2 separate regions of the Homo sapiens genome follow, and region 2 is linked to region 1. Evidence: chromatin loops called from intact Hi-C (ENCODE). Cell type or tissue: endothelial cell of umbilical vein. All regions are shown on one strand. Each heading gives the region's core, and the rest is flanking DNA. Links, peaks and the distances in the headings are about the cores only. Region 1 overlaps CLCA4-AS1 (CLCA4 antisense RNA 1). Region 2 has its middle 71 kb from the start of SH3GLB1.

What was found. Peaks named below come from ENCODE experiments on the same cell type or tissue, not always from the same donor. Only the 100,000 strongest peaks of a DNase experiment are listed, where the experiment ranks them.
Region 2: it touches region 1 in a loop (5-fold over the local background); 10 of 110 quality-filtered maps call a loop at or near these places.

What each region holds. Positions count from the first base shown.
Region 1 is chr1:86,691,775-86,701,391 of GRCh38, forward strand. It overlaps CLCA4-AS1 (CLCA4 antisense RNA 1), which reads right to left. Exons shown (of 5, transcript NR_135837.1): 2 at 5,925-5,988; 3 at 5,247-5,459; 4 at 1,389-1,516. Among named protein-coding and RNA genes, the nearest start is that of CLCA4-AS1, 7.9 kb to the right of the region's middle. In endothelial cell of umbilical vein, for the core only: no CTCF peak of the experiment used is centred there; DNase peaks (open chromatin) are centred at 3,987 and 4,937; H3K27ac peaks cover 2,136 bases.
Region 2 is chr1:86,770,415-86,780,031 of GRCh38, forward strand. No RefSeq gene overlaps it. Among named protein-coding and RNA genes, the nearest start is that of SH3GLB1, 71 kb to the left of the region's middle. RefSeq lists an enhancer at 3,198-4,397. In endothelial cell of umbilical vein, for the core only: no CTCF peak of the experiment used is centred there; a DNase peak (open chromatin) is centred at 4,037; H3K27ac peaks cover 2,242 bases.

The sequences.
Region 1 (9,617 bases), core at 1,046-9,045:
AATATAGATATAATAAATATATATATATCTTTAAGCGATGTAGAATATTGGCTGAACTATTTCAGTTTTCAGTGCCAGTTAGTCTGTAAGAGGTAAATTTTTTCAGTCTGAAAAGTGCCATAATTTGGTACTCTTAATTGATAGTTTAGTGGGCATCAAATTGTAGATTTATAAGTGTATTTGTTTTTCCTTAGCTCTATGAGGATACTATTTCCTTAACTTCTGGCTCTTAGTATTATTCTTGAGAAATCTATTATTGCTCTATTGCTGACCTAATTATTTCTTTGTAGGTAATCTATCTTTGATATCTGATTTCTTTCTAGATTTTATCTTTGTCATTGCAGCACTACAATTCACTGCTTTCACAATTTCAATGTGCCTAGGATGTACTTCTTTTTATTTATTCTGCTTAAGATTCTTTGACTTGAGATAGTCTTTCATCAGTTTGGGGAAATTATCAGTCATTGTCACATCAAACTTGTCTCTCTCTCTCTTTCTTCTTTCTTATCTTACTTTCTGAAAATCTTGTTAGTTAGTGTACTGAAGTTTCTCATTCTATCCTCATTTTTCTTAATCTATATTTTTCATTCCCTATTTCTCCATACTGTTTTCTGTATAATTTCCTCAGAACTATCTTGCATTTACTAATCTCCCTTCATTGGTATCTAATATGCCGTTAGTTAGTCCATTAAGTTTTCAGTTTAATGACTTTATTTTAAATGTATAGATGTTCAATTTTTTCTTTAAATTGAACTTTTTTTGTTTGTTTGAATGAGTGGAGAGTTTAATAGGCCAGGAAGAAGGAAGAAGGCAGAAGGAAGAAGCTCCCCTGTACAGAGACAGAGGGTGGGGGGGCTCCAAAGCCAAGAGAGGAAACCCCAAATGCAATAGACACCAGCCAGGTATATATGCAGAGGCTGGAGGAGCTGGTGTCCGATTTGCACAGGGCTCAGGAGATTGATTTGACTAGGCATGTCATTCACATAGCCCATGAAAAAGCTGGCGCTCCCATCCTAGCCTTTTAATATGCAAATGTAAGGCATCATGATGTTCTACACACGTGGGGATATGTGGGGGTAGGCATGTTGCCAGGAACATGTGGGGCAAGGGCAAGAAGGCTGCAGGAATTACCATGTTTGGGTGGACGCAGTTTCTAATAGCCTGTATTTGCATATCAAAGGTTGCCGGCCTGGCTCTAAGAGCGGGGGCTTTACAAGAAATATTTCCAGAGATGCTTTTAAAAATGAAAACTTCCCAAGGACCCCTTTTCCTCTCTATCTGCCTAAAATAATTTCTTAATAACTCCTACAACATTCCCCCCCACCGGGGAGAGGCCACACTAACTGCTGTTAGAGGGTTTGGAGCGATGACTTCTTCTGGCTACTTACGGCTGAAAAGGGGCATCGAATGGGGAACAGCAGCTAGGGCTCCTCCTGGGGTGGATCTAAGGGTCCTCAGAAGAATGGCGTGTCCATGTGGGGTTCAGTTTGCAGCACCATTTGGAGTTTGATTGCTTCTAGGTGAGAAGAAACAATTCGAGTTATAGTATTGAGTATACAGGGTCCAAATATCAATACAAGACATATAAGCAAGAGAGGGCTTAATAAAGGGGTTAACCAATTCCATAAAGAAGGCTGGAATTTATTAAAGAGGGATTGTAGCCATCTGGGGCTGAAGCTGGCATTTTCCCTGAGCCTGTCAATAATTTTGATTTGATCTTTAAGTACCTGTAGATTTTTCTCTACTTTACTAGGTGTTAATCATCACTAAACCCAATAAAAAGTCCTAGCAGACTCAGTGATAGTAAAACTTTTATGCTTCCTTTTTGTCAGTAACTATTATTCCTACTATAAGGATAATAATTAAGCAAAATACAACAGCAATGGAAACTCTGTTCAATATTTCAATTAGAAGGTGCTACCATGTATAACCCTATTGCAAATAGTAGAGTGAGTATAGCAGTTCCCACAAGTGTGGTGTAGTAGATAATTTCCATATAAAATTTTACTTGCCAAGATATAGAATTTCCCTTTGGCGGTCTGTGAAGCTTTGCTTTTATTTTCCCAAACAAAGAAAACTCCAGGTTATGGATACCCTACTTACTTTCATTACCTGGCAGAATTTGCAGTATAATTGCCCAGAGCTAGTGTATTGATTCAGATTTTTACGTTACCCATCCCTTTTTATTTCTTCCAAGCTGCAGAAGATTACCATTTTATTCACAGGAATAAGAAGGATTAGTTTAAAATGTAAGCAAAAATCTTAAAAACAATTGAGATGAGGATTTAATGACAAATGTATGATAAGCTTTGGAGCAAAATTTTTCTCTCCAGTTCTCATTTTTGGTCAAAACTAATCATGAATGAACTTTAGTCTTATACTTGGCTTGATTATTTGCATGAAGTGCAGTAAGAATAGTTATTTCTACATAGGTCTCTTGGATTGGCTTTGATGAAACTCTGTTCCACAAGGAATCTTAGATAAGACCTTTAAAGCCGAGCCCAGCAATGGGTCTGTATCCTCAAATACCTGTGAGTTGGGTGATCCTCACTTCTTGAGGTCCCAAGAGAAACTCCGAGCTTCCAGACCTGTTAGAAAGTGACATTCTTTATTGACTACAGGTTAGGAACCCTGTGCGGGGACTGTATAGACAAGGTATGAGGCCAGTTCTCCAAGGGGCTTTTATTGGCTCTGCATGTCAAGCTTGATTCCTTAAAGGGAAACACACCATTTCAGCCAAAGCCTTGGTAAAATAACCAGTTTATCCAATTGTGTCCTGTTGACAAAGAAAAATGCATTCTTATTGCACTGATGCAAACAACTATACTGCCATAAGTTAAGAGTACTTACAGGTAGTCTCCAAATTTTAGAGGAACCAGGTGGAGATAAATGAACATGCTCCAAATTTTGTTTACAGTAGTATACCTTACTCAATTATTAATGGCCATTAATAGTTTAAAATAAGTTTCCTTGACTCTGAAAAACAAAACAAGGATCAGCAATATTCCAAGCAAAAGTTAAAAAGATTACTTAAACTTTTTGAATGCAGTCCACTTAGTTAACTCTTGTTTTGCTTAATATTTGTGAACATGTCAGTTCTATAACTGTCTTTATTTTTACAGTGTCTTGCTGTTTTCTTCAGATTTTAATCTTCCTTTACTTTTCATTCTGTTTATCTTCTATTTCAAATCTTATTTATCACAGCCATGCAAATGACTCCAAAGTGTCTATCTTTAACCCAGTGTTCATTCCCAAGCTTTAATCACATATTTCCAATTGCTTTCTAGACATTATTAGACATCTTATGCCTCATGCTGTGAGATTTATCTGACTACTCAAATAATGTATCCATTCTGTGACTTATGATAGCACTCACCTCGCTTGATACTTGGCAATAGCCAGTGTAGGTCCTCTTTGCATGTGAATAGGACTGCATGTCTCTGAGTACAGGAATCATGTTTTGTGCTTCTTAGAAGACTTCTGGGTATCTTTAACTCTACCACGACCACTTGAATACCTCCCAAGCCAGGCTTTCTTAGATTCAACTTTCCATATTATCTCACGTATGCACATCGTTTAACAAAAAAAAGATTATATCTTATATTGCTGTCCTTCATGGAACTTAGCATAGGGGTTGCTCATAATAGGTGTTTGTTAGATGATCATATTGGTAAGTAACTGGCAAGTGGATCCTTTTAAGTTTTTCCTTGGTAACTTAAGAGCTTAAACTTATACCACATAATTTGGTGGCGTTGTCTCCTTACTCCCATACCTCAAAGCGTCAGTAAATACACTGATATTTACCTTTCAGGACAAGAAGCTAATTGCTAGTATGAGTCATATTAACTTAAATTCCAACAATGTGAGCCAAACTGTTATTTTACTTTTCCTTTTAGTCTTCATCTCAAGTCACAAGGTAATATCAGTAACTAAAGTATAAAATAAAATTATAGTTAAGCTTTATTTTAAAGTGGAATGAGCATTCAGTCCTCAAAGTAAAAACATGGGCATAATGGGAAAGAAGCTCTTTGAAAGAGAATAGCATTGCCAGTAGTCTAGCACTTTTATTCAAGATTGAAGAATGCAGTGAACTACATGATTCCAGGATCTTAAGTGTAATAGGAAAGAAATTATGTCATTTTGAGGTGAGGAGAAGTTTTGGTTTGTTGGCTAACATCTATGGCAAGGCATGCAGATTATGTCAAAAGCTAGGGTGTTTTGTTTTGCTTTGTTTCTCATCCGAAATAGAAAGCAGATTTGCCCATTATATCAATCATTAAACCAGAAATACTACCTAAAATTAGATTCCTTACACATATTGGAGAAGAGACTGTTTTTTCTCCTTTTCTCTGCCTTTTATACAACGTATACATTCCTGTTGTAAAACACAAAGGCAGATTTTCAGTATATGGGATTAAATATGAACTTTCCTCTTTACCTTCCCAGTCCTTTTCCTCTCCCCAATCTTTCTCTGTATGTATAATTCTGTATCAGTGTGAATGTGTGGATATATATTTATATTATTTCATAATAAAATGGAATCACACTGTAGGTATATTGTATGACTTTCTTTTTTCTCTTAACAATATAATTTAGAATTTTTTCCATTTCAGTACATATTTGTCTCCATAATTCTTTTAACTTTTCTATAGTATTTCACATTGCGAATGCACCATACTTCATAAAACCATTTTCTTACTGATTAACATTTCCAACTCTTTGGTATTAAAAACAGTGTTGCACAAAAGCTTGTATACTTATCTTTGTACAAATATGCTTTGGATAGATTGCTATAAGTAGAATTGCTGGGTCAAATTTAAATTTTACTTAATATGCCAAATTACCCTTCAAAATATCTTTATCAATGTGCACTTCCTCATATTGTGTTTGAGAATGCTTGTTTTCCTACATACTCCAATAACACTGGACATTACTGGTGACTCACTGCTTAACTCAAAGTAAAAATAATAAAAGCAATGTAAGTTGGTAGAGAGACAAATGCAAGACGAAAGAAAAAAATAAGTTCTAATTACCTCATCTTTAACATGGTAAGTTAATAGATGATGTCTAAGATTAAAACAGGTGATTTAGAAAAAAGAAGAAGGAAGAAGAAAACCTCACATAAAATGACTCCAAGAGGGGTCTTGTAGGATCTAATACCTCTGTGGGAAAGAAATAACATGAGGTTTATTCATTTTTTACTTGTTTTTTATTTCTGCTAAATTTAAATTAATTTAATTTAATACCTTTTATAACTTACTCTTTTTCTTCTTCCTCTGTGTATGTCTCTCACTCAATTTTCATTGTATTTCCACACATAAAGAGATATCACTGGCTATTTCTGGATAGTGGTACTTGGATTGCTGGCTGCTTTCTTCTTTGTCCCTTTCTATGCTGTTTGAATATTTTAATGAGTATCCATTATGTTTATTAAATCAACAAAGGTTTTACTATGAAATCTAAAAATAAAAACATGAAAGAAATGTTATACATGTGTGTATATCTACATATACATACACATGTTGTAAATCCAAGAAGTACAGAAAGATACAAAATAAAATGTGAAAGCTTCCTACCCTTCCCGCTCCTTACCCCATACCTTCTCCCCAAAGGTAACTGCTATATGTAGTTTCTTAAAATTATTTTTATTTTACAAGTTATGCATATACAAAGTACTTACATATATATATAACACATATTCCTTTTTATTTACACTCAATTACCCATACACTGTTCCATACACTTTTTTTATTAATATGGTATCTTGGAAATCTTTATACATCAGCACTTACAGACACATGTCTGCTGCTGTTCCTTGAGGCCCCATTCATATATAGTGTTTTCAATACATCTATGAGTAGTGAATTCCAGAAGACCAATGAGAGTACAAAGTAAATGGTTTTTTAAAGCTGCCAACCACTTACGCTGAACAGATGACAGAAGGAAAAGGCAACCCATAGTTTCTCCTCCTTTCAGTCCTTCCTTACTCTTCATCAGCAGGCCAAAAGTAGAGTATTGGTGGAATATGCACATATCAAGAAATAAAATTTTTAAAAATTGATTTAGTTTCATGCCGCATTTCCACTGTTTTAGTAAGAACAAAATACATATGCATGCGTGTACTGTGAAATACAAATTGTACAATTTCAATGATTCTACATACATCTTAAATGCTGTTATATTTGTTTTTTATCTATAATTTTTTTGTTTCAATAGGTTTTTGGGTAACAGGTGGGGTTTGGTTACACGAATAAGTTCCATAATGGTGATTTCTGAGATTTTGGTGCACCCGTTACCCGAGCAATGTACACTGTACCCAATGTGTAGTCTTTTATGCCCCACCCCCACACCAACCCTTTCCTCCAAGTCCCCAAAGTCCATTGAAACATTTTTAAGCCTTTATGTCCTCATAGATTAGCTCCCACTTATGAGTGAGAACATACGATGCTTGGTTTTCCATTCCTGAGTTACTTCACTCAGAATAATGGTCTCTAATTCCATCCAGGTTGCTATGAATGCCATTATTTCATTCCTTTTTATGGCTGAGTAGTATTCCAGAAAATATATACAACATTCTCTTTATCCACTTGTTGATTGATTGGCATTTGAGCTGGTTACATATTTTTGAAATTGTGAATTGTTCTGCTATAAACATGCATGTGCAAGTATCTTTTTCGTATAATGACTTCTTTTCCTCTGGGTGGATACCCAATAGGGGGATTGCTGGATCAAATGGTAGACCTACTTTTAGTTCTTTAAGGAATCTCCACACTGTTTTCCACAGTGGTTGTACTAGTTTGCATTCCCACCAGCAGTGTGAAAGTGTTCTCTTTTCACCACATCCATGCCAACATCTTTTTTTTTTTTTTAATTAAAGGCCATTCTTGCAGGAGTAAGGTGGTATTGCATTGCGGTTTTGATTTGCATTTCCCTGATAATTAGTGAGGCTGGGAAATGCTCTTATATTTGTTTTAAAACTGGCATTGTAGGGCCGGGCGCGGTGGCTCATGCCTGTAATCACAGCACTTTGGGAGGCCGAGGCAGGCAGATTACAGAGTTTGAGACCACCCTGGCCAACATGGCAAAAACCCGTCTCCACTAAAAATACAAAAATTAGCTGGGCATGGTAGCAGGCACCTGTAATCCCAGCTACTTGGGAGGCTGAGGCAGGAGAATCACTTGAACTCGGGAGGCAGAGGTTGCAGTGAGCCAAGACTGTGCCACTGCACTCCAGCCTGGGCAACACAGTGAGACTCCATCTCAAAAAATAACATAACATAACATAACATAACATAACATAACATAACATAACATAACATAACATAACATAACACTGTCATTGTACAACATGAAGATGTATGGTAAAAATCATTCTAATAATTTAAATTATAATCTTTTCTTTGCTTAGAATGACATTAAACAGCAAATAAAAAAATGACAAGTCAAAAGAGATCACAAAATAAAGGAAAAAGTTTTATTTTAATACCTTTAAACAGCACTTTCCTTTTGCTCTTGAACAAAGGGCTCCATATTTTCGTTTTGCATTGGTCCCTGCGAATTATGTAAGTGGCCCTGTTTATCAGTCTAAAAACTGAAAGGAAGTTTCAGTGAGCATGGGAGACTTTCAATTCTTGCCTTACAGCAGCATGGCAGACATTGATAGTTGCTTACCCTATAACTATTCTCTTTCTGCCTTGCTAACAGAAACCCCATTTTTGTTCAGGATGACAGTAAGTGCTGTTTAAGAAATAAAGAAAGATTTAAAAATAAAATACTAATTTCTATTATGATTGTATACTTTCAACTGAATTTATATGTATCTATATATAGATATATATAGATATATAGATACATATATATGTATTTTTGATATAGATTTTTTTAAAGATATAAAAAATTGAAATACTTATTTTTCAACAGGGCACATTTCATTTATCAGTCTCTAATGCATTTACGGAGAACTAAACGACCCAGTTCTAGCTAATGAGATGTAAACCAAAGTTTACTACGTGGGGTTTATGAAAAAGCTGTTTTCTTGATTTAAGGAGTAAGAAGTAGACTCAGTTGGCATGTACTTTTGCCTTTACTTTTCATCCTTTTTCTGCCTTAAAAACATATTTAATGCCTAGAATTACAGGAGCCATCTTGAGACATTAGGATGAAAGCTACATGATAAGAATAGAAAAACAAAAACACAGAAGACTGCCTACCTCTGAACTTCTTAGAGGGTGAGAAAATAAATCAGTATTTGGGTAAGTCACTACAGCTAGGTTTCTGTTACTTGAGCTGAACATAAGCAGTCCTTAATCAATACAGACTAGATAACATGAAAACTCTTCTACTACAAATACTTAGAAATGCTGGGTAAAATGCAGCAAAATAAATTAATTAATTAATAATAATGCATACTTGAGCTTACAAAAAAAAAGACAGGGAAATATTCAGGTGGCAAAAATAAAAAAAGAAACTGGACACCAGGGTCTTGAATACAGAATATGACCCTGTCTGGAGAGGAGAAAGGATTGAATGAGGATGGTGCTTGAATGTTTAAATCCATGAGGTGATAAATGGATTTTAAAAATGTGATATATGTATACAATGGAAAACTATTCAGCCTCTAAAAAGAAGGAAATCCTGTCATTTGTGACAACATAGATGAACCTTAAAGACATTATGTTAAGTGAAATAAGCCAGGCCCAGAAAGATGAATATTGCATGATCTCACTTAAATATGGAATCTAAAAAAGTTGAACTCAATAGAAGCAAAGAGTGGAATGGTGGTTAGCAAGGGCTGGGAGAGAGTGAGGGAGCTGGATGACGCTGGTCAAAGGATATACAATTTCAGTTACATAGGAGGAATAAGTTCAAGAGATCTATTGTACAACATAGTGACTATAGTTAACAACATGTTGTATTCTTCAAAATCACTAAGAACAGACTTTAAGTGTTCTCACCATAAAAATAAGTATGTGACGTAATACATATGTTAAGTCACTCAATTTAGCCATTCCAAGATGTATACATATTACAAATCAGGTTGTATACAATACAGTATATACAATTATCATTTGTCAATTTTCATTAATTTTTTTTTTAAGATGGAGTTTCGCTCTTGTTGCCCAAGCTGGAATGCAATGGCGTGATCTCAGCTCACTGCAACCTCCTCGGTTTAAGTGATTCTCCTGCCTCAGCCTCCCGAGTACCTGGGATTACAAGCACCCACCACCACACCCGGCTAATTTTTGTATTTTTAGTAGAGACAGGGTTTCACCATGTTGGCCAGGCTGGTCTTGAACTCCTGACCTCAAGTTATCCACCCACCTCAGCCTCCCAAAGTGCTGGGATTATAGGCATGAGCCACCGCGCCTGGCCTTTATAATTTTTAAAAATACACGGTAACTTGTGATAAGACCTTGGGCCCTTGGTGCAAACAGAAATCAGTTAACTGTGAGCACACCCTGTCCCCCAACTTCATGACCTCACACACACACATAAGTTAAAAACCCATGAAATTCTGTACCCTCAATGAAAGGGTAGACTAGATAGAAGCTTTTCTTCTGGCATAGTAAGAAGCTTTTCTGTCAAGGCACAAGCTCTGAAAGAGAAAAAAACAAGGA
Region 2 (9,617 bases), core at 787-8,786, 78 kb after region 1:
TCATTCATTAATAAAAAGTTTATTAAGATCCCATTGCTTGAGGGGAAATGTGCTAGGCCCTGGGGCTACAAAGACAAATAAGACATAATCCATGTTCTGGAAACGTTTACAGACTAACAGAGGAGATCAACATGTAAACAAATGATTGCCATGACATGGCAATCCTATAGCAAAAGAATGGAAATGACTTTATGGAGATTCGGAGGAAGAACAACACACCCTGAGAGAAGATGAGAGAGATTAACATTGATTAAACTCTGCTTTGTTCGTGTGGCTTAAAATCTAGATTTCTTTATGGGGCTTTTAAAGCTTTTTCTAACTTGCCTTATTGCCCATTCACCTATTCAATCTGCCCTCTTTCTACTCCCCAGCAAGTGAGATATTAAATCTTTTCAGGCTAAGACAGGTGACCAGCGTTATTGTTCCTACCATTCCAATGGTTGTTGTCCTGAGACTAAGCTGGTCACATTACCATCTCTCCACTCATGTTTGGTACAACCTCAAGTTGTACGAAACACATTATCCTGTTGACACTAAATAAATAACCAGAGAGCCTTTCTCTGCCTTTTCACTTTGAACTATCTTACCATCCTCTAAAACCCAGCTCAGTTCTAGCACTTCAAGAAACCTCCTCAAATTGCTCCAGCCTAGACTAGCCCTCTAAGAATCCCTAATGCAGTTGTCAAATTTTCTTGTATATTTCCTTAAATGTTTTTGAAAAATAATCTATGTGCACTCTACACAATTTTAAACTAAAAAAATGTTAATTATAAGCTTAATTCCCAACATGTTCTATGATGCATACAGGCTCTGAATATATTTTTTTGTCAAAATCTTGGAACTGTATACTAAGATCAATTTATAGGCAACATCCACCATAGAACTTGGCAAACCTAGTCATTGTCAAATCAGTCATCTAAATCAGACTGACTTTCTGTCAGAAAAAGTCTTACTTCATTTTTCAATTCAAATAAGCATATTTATGCTCATCCCTGGGACAAACATCTCACTTTCAAATTCTAATTGAAAGATGGATGAGTGGATAGATGGATGGATGGATGGATGGATGGATGGATGGATGGATGGAAGAATGGATGAATGAGCCCTCAGAGCCTTGCCAAGAGTTTCCCTCTTGGATAAGAATAAAAAGTTCCCTTCAACATTTCCTTCTGGCACCCATGGGACTCCCCTCAGGAGCAAGGCATCCTGGAATTGTCCCTTCGCTTTGTGCCCTGGGAAATCCACATTAATAGGATTTAGAATGGATGAGAGGTTTGTTTGTCATTAATAAAAAAGGGAATTTTAAAAGGAGGTGGGAAGAGCCAACCAATCACAGACTTGGCAGATCAATCTTAGGAAAAAGTACAGTTGGAAATTGAGAATATAAAAATTAATTTCCTTACAAGAAATGTAAGGGCCTCATGGAAAGTCATTTGCTCTCCTCCCAAGGGTGGGCATTCCCGTTGGGTTGAAGACCACTGCCTGGAGGTCAAAAGTCTAATTTCACACATGGACTTGTGTGAGTCTAAGCATTAGAGCTTGCCAGCTTTCTGACCCACCTCTTAGTTTTAGGAGACTCCTTCGAGGTCATGTACTCAATTCCTCTCAGCTTTGTGTCAACTGTTCATTGTGGCCTATTTTCATTTTATTTCCTTTATAAAGTTCTAAATTTCTCTCTTTTTTTTTCAAAGTAAATAACCACTTTCATGCTAGTTTTCTGTGGTTATGTAATTGTAGTTTAGTTTATGTAATCATTTTTAGTTAAAATTTCTTATTGATACATGATTGTATATATTTATGAGGTGCATGTGATATTTTGATACATGCATACAATGTATAATGATTAAATTAGGGTATTTAGGATATCCACCACCTCAAACATTTATCCTTTCTTTGTGTTGGGAACATTTAAGTCTCTTCTAGCTATTTTGAAATATACAATAAATTATCATTAACTATAATCACCCTACTGTGAACACTACTGTGAATGGCTATCAAATACTAGAACTTATGCCTTCTATTTAACCTCAATTTCTTGAATGAAGAGGCTGTGAAAACTTATTTTAGCTTCTCTCCTCTTTCTCTCTCAAAAAAATTCCTGGCCTGGGCATCTTTTTCCTGGTTGAAAGGTGTCTAGATAACCACCTTGGTAGTTTCAGGTGGGTTGGTGAACACAGAAACTGGATTTGGAGTTGGATAGTCTTACATAAACCTGTGGAAACATCTTAGTAACTTTTCCTGCCCCCACAAAGACCACACACCCCTCTATAGAGACAGGAGTATTTTTAGTAAAATATGCTACTAGTTGCAGGTTGATTTTCAGCCTGCCATTTTATGAAGTCCTACTAGACTTGCTGGAAACTTGGAAAATGCTGTATCTGCTCTAGTCTACAGCAGTAGGACACCAAGCAGTCCATTGAGTTCAGTTCAGCCACAGTTATTACACTTTGTGCACCTACTAAACAAAAGAAAAACACAGTATTTCTGCCTTCGAAGAGCTCACAGATTACAGGTAAATCCAGGGTATATACACATACAATCTCAGTTATGATGGCTGCCAGGCTAACCACCTTCCTAGTGATTTAGGCTGCTGAAAGTCTTAGAAAAGGACTGTAAAATCTCCTAACATAAAAAGTGGCTAAAAGAGGTATTAGGAGTTGATCACTTGGCTCCCCTCTCTGGGTCTTGCCCAACTCTAGCCACAACGACAAGCATCCAAGTTAAATTCTCACTTCCAAATCTAATACCTGCTTGAAGAACTTCCCAGTTGCCTCTTAGCTTTGCTTCATGGCACATTCCTGGTAAATCAAAATTCTAAACAAATTTATCCTGTCAACAAGGGACTATTTACCACTCCATAAATCAACCCAGATTTTTCATCCTGCTCTACTATATACGATGGGTAAAGTATTCTAGGTGATCTTTGAGCATTTTATCTTTTTCTTGAGAGAGGCAGATTTGGGGCACGATTCTGAATCTTCTGGGGCAGGCAGGTGCTCTCAGACTTTGGTTTTGATGTAGTGGTGATAGCTGTGGTCTTCACTGCGCTACAGGCCAGCTGACAAGGATGTTGCTCTCCTTCCAACCTGGGGCTCTTGGTTATCCTTGAAGGAGAGGAAGTGAAATCTTCTTATTTTAATGACCTAATCAGAGGAGCTGAATCAAAACACCATTTGGCAATACCTCAGTACATGATTCTCTAAGGCTCACAAAAAAGTTTTGAAGGAAAGGGTAGTTTGTACTTTCTATCTAAATAAACATTTTCTGAAGTCACAGTACAAAGAGTAGACTACAAGTCCTAATGACCATGGATATCATATACAAAACAAGATTAGTACCTGAGCTTAGGAGGGAGTATTTGTACTTACAACATCTAAAATATCAAATTAATGAGTCAGAACTTTGGCCTTCATTCTATCTGCCTTTGTAAAACATATCTCAGACTTCTCAGGGTAAACTTGATCTGATTCAAACTGGAAACAAGGTATCTCCTGGCCGAGATCTTCTCCTTTCAGATTAAACAGTCTGAAAGGAAAAATGGGATCTTCCCCATTTTAAGAGAATAAACATGTGTCTCTGAGGGGAAAAGAAAATGAAAACATTCTATCAACCAGCACAGCACACTGAGGAAGAGCCAGGTGCAAGCTCAGGGCAACAAGACACGTTTTCTCATTCTCCTTCACTGCCACCATCCTTTCCCAACCCCTGCACTCCCTCTGTCCCCCTCCATCCCCATTAAAAAACAGCAACAAACCGCTATGATTAATGACTAAAGAATAAGAGCAGGTGTACAATCTTTATACATTTTAGATTTGGATCAAATTCACTCTTCTCAATTCCTCTTCCTAAAGCCCCACCAATAATCCTTTGCCATCTGCCCCTCCTCCCCTTTCCTTTCTGAGGCTGCTAATGAAAGTGGGGTGGCCAGGACTGAAGAAGGACTTGAGCTGGCTGTCTCTGATTGACTCCTAGCTATCTCATGCCCCCGCTTCCTGCTGGCAGAAAGCAATGCAAAGTGACTGCTGTAGGAGCAGCTGCTGAAGCTCATTTCCCTCCCCCGATGCCTGTCACATTCTTGGGCAATATTTCAGAAGCTTACTCATCCTGCCACTCACTTCCCCCGCCCCCATACCCCTGCCCCCAAACAAGACATTAGGAAGGAAACATGAGAGATTTTATTTTAGCCTAATTGAGCAACAGCCCTTACTTCATCTTGAGTAAGATAAATGGGCTGTCCAACTTCACTTCTCACTTTATCTGTAATGAGGTTTCTCTCTCAACTGTTTACCAAAGTATTAAAAAGCACTTTGTAGCGCCGGCTGGTATATTCCATCAAAGAGAGTCAATAGAACAGATGAAGACATATGAGAAAGTCAGGAGATAAGGTGCCTTTTATGAAAGTTCAGATTCCAGACCTATTAAAAAGAACCGCTTCCCCCTCTGTGAATTCAGGGACAAAAAAAACAACCTTTTCCTCTTTGGCAGTAAGGTGGTTTCTCATAGGGTAGGACAGCACCTGGCAGGTTTTCCCAGAGTCTGATCGAGGTGAATAATTAATTGTAGTCATTAATGTCCGGGTGGTAAGAAATTGCCAGAATTGTAAGATCCTAATAGGCCATTAGCATCTCTATACTGGATGCACTTTAGTGGACTCTTCCTCTGACCAGCAGCGATGAAACACTGTTCTGTTCTTGCTCAGGCTCTGTCTCCAGCTATTCTGGAAGAGTCGGTCACATTCAGATGTTGAAAGGTACAAGATAGGGAGTCCGAGGAGCAGACCCTGCTCAAGATTTTGACACTAAATGCTGTGTGACCTTAAATGAGCCATTAAATCTCACCACTATATAATTTCTTCCCTTACAAAGTAGGGAGGAACTATCTCATGCTGATAACTGTTCTGATAGGAAATCTGTTTTGATATATTGTGATTTTTACCTAAGAATTAAGTATGGATATTTTGTTGCATTATAGCCTCAGTCCTGTTTGTAGCTGTCATTCAACAGTATGAGGGCCTACTATGCCTGTACTTGTGGTAGGGAGGAAGACAAGACATATAAACCTGCAAAGTGAAATAAAAGGCACAGCCCTGTTGGAATGGGAAGCCAAATTTCTACTCCTCATTCAAAACCTCATGAAATATCTCTCCCTGACTGCCTCCCCAGCTATCTTGGCAAACAGTGCATTCCATAGAAGATCAGGGCCTTTATCACCTCGTGCAGTCATCTGTCTTTTCAACCTCCTCTGACAGCCTGTTATCTTCTAAAAGAAAGGACAGTGTCCTGCTCATTTCCTTATTCCCCCATCCCTAGCATAGTTCCTGAAATATGGTAGGCATGCAATATTTCTACATAAGTAAATGGATGGAGTGAATAATAAATGCCAAATACAGACCATAAGATACAAAAGAGAGGCAGCCATGGTGGACAGAGCCCTGAAATAGGAGCCAGAAGATCAGGGTGCAAATCATCAACTTATTATTCCATGAAACTCTGACTTTGGGCTCTCTGTGACCCAGTGTCCACATCTGAAAAGTGCTAATGCCCAAACCAAACAGGGTTATTGTGGGAATTAGGTAAAATGCTCTAAACAAAATTTAGCTCCCTTATCTTGTATTCCTTTTCCCTAAATAGTTGGAATACAACACTGGAGTCCAAGTTGCAACCCGAGGTGCAACTACAGGTTTCTAGGTTATCCAAGAAGGAAGAAGTTGTAAACCACAGGAGTAGATGAATTCTCAAGGAGAAAATGAAGAGAAAGAGGCTGATAACAATATCCAAAGGAATATACACAATTACAGGGCTGCAGAGATCATGAGCTAAAGAAAAGACTGAAGAAAGACGACATTGTATCATGCATCTAATTCAAGAACAGTATGGTGAAATCTACGGAATGTCATAACAAGGTCCAGGAAATAAAAGACTAATTCATTATGCATGATTATTTTGGCTTCTAGACCTTAAATTTTGGTCATGGTTTAAAGCTCTTCTAGTTGGATGACCATAAAAATTCTCAATGCATTTTCAACAGTCTTACAAAAATGGAAGACAAATTTTGTGAAGGGAAAGAGAACTTATGAATATATCCTTTTCCCTTTCTTCTTTCTTTTTTTTTTTTGTTTTTTGAGACAGGGTCTCACTCTGTCATCTAGGCTGGAGGGTGGTGGCATGTTCATGGCTCACTGCAGTTTCAACCTCTGAGACTCAAGCATTCCTTTCACCTTAGGCCCCCACAGAGCTGGGACTACAAGCATGAACCACCAGGCACCACTAGTTTTTGTAGAGACGGGGTTACACCATGTTGTCCAGGCTGGTCTCGAACTCCTAAGCTCAAGCAACCCACCCACATCACTTCCCAAAGTGTTGGGATTACAGGCGTAAGCCACCACGACTGGCCAAACATCCTTTTTAAAATGAGTCATATGAAGACTTTTTAGGCCCAGGCATGGTGGTGCGTGCCTGTAATTCCAGCTACTCAGGAGGCTGAGGCAAGAGAATCACTTGAACCCAGGAGGTGGAGGTTGCAGTAAGCCAAGATCGCATCACTACACTCCAGCCTGGGTGACAGAGTGAGACTCTGTCTCAAAAAAAAAAAAAAAGACTCTAGACCAAGAATGGACCAAAACAGACAATAGTGGTGGTACACCACTTGTCCTGGACACGCTACTTCTATTATTCTATTATTCCATCCTTGGGTTGCACTCATGTTTGTGGCAAACTCATTCTGGCTCATATTAAGTCTGTGGCTGACTAAAGCAACATTACTGCTTTTTTTTTTTTTTTTTTTTTTGAGACAGAGTCTCGCTTTGTCACCCAGGCTGGAGTGCACTGGTATGACCTCAACTCACACCTCCACCTCCTAGGTTCAAGCGATTCTCGTGCCTCAACCTCTTGAGTAGCTGGGATTACAGGCACGTGCCACCACACCCAGCTAATTTTTACATTTTTAGTAGAAACAGAGTTTTATCATGTTGGCCAGGCTGGTCTTGAACTCCTGACCTCAGGTGATCTGCCCACCTTGGCCTCCCTAAGTGCTGGGATTATAGGTGTGAGCCACTAACCCCGGCCGACATTACTTTTTTAAAGTGTAATTTAAGCCCAAATTTGCTTAACAGTCTACTCACCTAATTAATTATTTTGAACTTAAGTTAGGTTCAACTTGGACTTAATTGATTCTGTCAAAACATATTTAAAGTATTGATTCAGACATTCAAATTTGAGTTAGTCCTCCAAGATTTTTGTCACCTAAAAATTTGACTGTCATGCCTTCGCTGTGTTTCCTTACCATTGATTGTTTTTTAAGATTGAATAGCATTTTACTAGAAACAGGACCCCAGTTAACTATTCCTTAATCCATACACTTCTGTTTTGTTTTGTTTTTTTTACTTCTTAGAATTAATCTAAATAAAAATCCACTAAATTAAGGGCTCCTTGAGGGCAAGAACTGGGCTTATGTAGCTTAATATTTCGATCAACCCAAGGCCTGGCAGACAGTTGTATCCAGCTACATTTCTCTCTCCATGTCCCTCAGGAAGTGCCGTCTAACTCTCTGAAAGCCAGACCTCCTGGGTCTGCAACTTCCCATGGTCTCTAACTGGGCAACCAACATTTTTAGTAAAAGCATTACTAATTCCTACCATGTTCTTTCTGGCTCAGAGAGGTGCCACTTTCTTTTCTTAATTTTCACAAAACATCTATTTTTTAATCTCGCCAAGCTTATAAGTAGCTTAATACCTGTAGACATAGTCAAGAAATAGTTTGAAGAACTAGCCTTACTTCTAGGCTTTACAAGATTGAAACCATGTTTTTCTGGGATTTGTTTTCTTGCTTTTCCTAACGTGATTCAGGGTGGACCTAATCCCGTCATTCCTTACAGTTACATGCTCATCCTGGGCTTGCCCCCATGTCTGAGCAGGAGGCAGTGGCACACAGGCAGTTAAAATATGATGGATGGAGAGAAGAGAACCCACAGCACCTTGTTCTGCAGAGACCTCTCCTGGGGTTAGGTGGCCGTAGGGATGAGTGCAGACAGTGGTTTCACAATTCTCTCACTTCCATTTTCTGATTTTGCTGCAGAGCTATCCCAGTGCTTGGCTTCATCCCTGGATTCAGCCCATTAGCTCCCCATGGACACACTGAGTCTCACACCCTAAGCAGAGCTCCCAAAGGCAGGCACAGACTTAGGCACTTAAGTCAGGCCTCTTTGGGCAGCCAAAGAGTCTCGTGACCTAACAGAATTTCAGGCCTATCCTGGAGGCCTAGTCAGCATAGGCAGGAAGTGACTTTTTTCTGATCACAGCCTCTACCTTATTTTTCTTTTGGAAGTAGAAAGAATCATGTTCTGGTTACCTTCCAGAGATAAGAAACCATCATGACTCACATTTATACCAAGTGCAGTTTATAACACACTTTTGCAATGAATTCCCACAATAACTTCCATTTTTCAGTTACAAAAATGGCTGCACTACAAAGTCAATTGACTTACCCAAAATCACCTAATTGGTAAGTGGCCATGTAACAAACTCTGGTATGTTTGACTCCTGATGCCTTGTTCTTCCCGTTGCACTACCCACATTGCTATCTATTAAACAAGTATTTATTGGGCCCTGATGATGCCAGGCCCCAGGCCAAGTTCCAGGATATACTAGTGAACAAGTAATAGAACTTTCACTTACACAGGGAAAACAGAGAGTAAATAAACACATGCTGAGAAGAGCAATTATCACATAGTGGTTAAAAGTTTAGGTTCTGAACAAGATGCCTGTGTTTGAATTTATACTATTTTATTTTATCTTAAGGAAGTTAATTAGGTTTTCTATGTCTTAACTTCTTCATGGGGATATAATATTACTATCAATCTTACAGGTTTTGAGGACCAAATGAGTTAATACGTGTTAGCGCTCATAATTGGTGCCCAACAGTAGCCGTGATAACAGGAAGCTCTGAAAGAAATGGGGTCTCTTACCCTACGGGAATGCGGATGGGGTAGGGATTGCTGAGGTTTAAGAAAGTTTTCCTGAAATCAATGCAGTCTAATCTGAGGCCTGAAGGATGAGGAGGAGTAAGGTCTGCAGAGGCTGAGTGCATGTGAGAGAGAGAATGTTGAGAGGTGTGGAGGCAAGTGCAGGGTGGAAGAAAGAGCTGGCAGAGAACAGCGCGTGCATAGGATCCATCAGACTGTAAACTGAGCCCATAGTTGCTACATCTCAGGGCTGGCTCCATTCCCAGATCTTACTAAAACACTTGTCAGGGTAAAGGTGGGAAGTTTATCAGAAAGAGAAAACTTAAGGCTTTTAGCCTCTGTCTTATCTCAACGTCTCCTGCTCCTTCTCCCTCTCGCTTTCTCAGCAACATACAATGGGAAAAGCCCCAAATTCCAAAGGTAACACTGGACTGATGCTCTGGCTCCATTTCCTATACCCATGACCCTGGGCATTCCATGTCTTCTCTAGGTCTCAGATTCCTTCTCTGTAAAAAGTGGTAACAACAATTCTTCCTTCAAGTGCTCATAAAATATGAAAGTTGCACAAACCTACTCAGGTTGAATTCTCAACTTTGTTATTGTGTGACCTAGAGTAAGCTACTTAACCATTCTGAACCTCATTTTTCTCATCTGTAAAA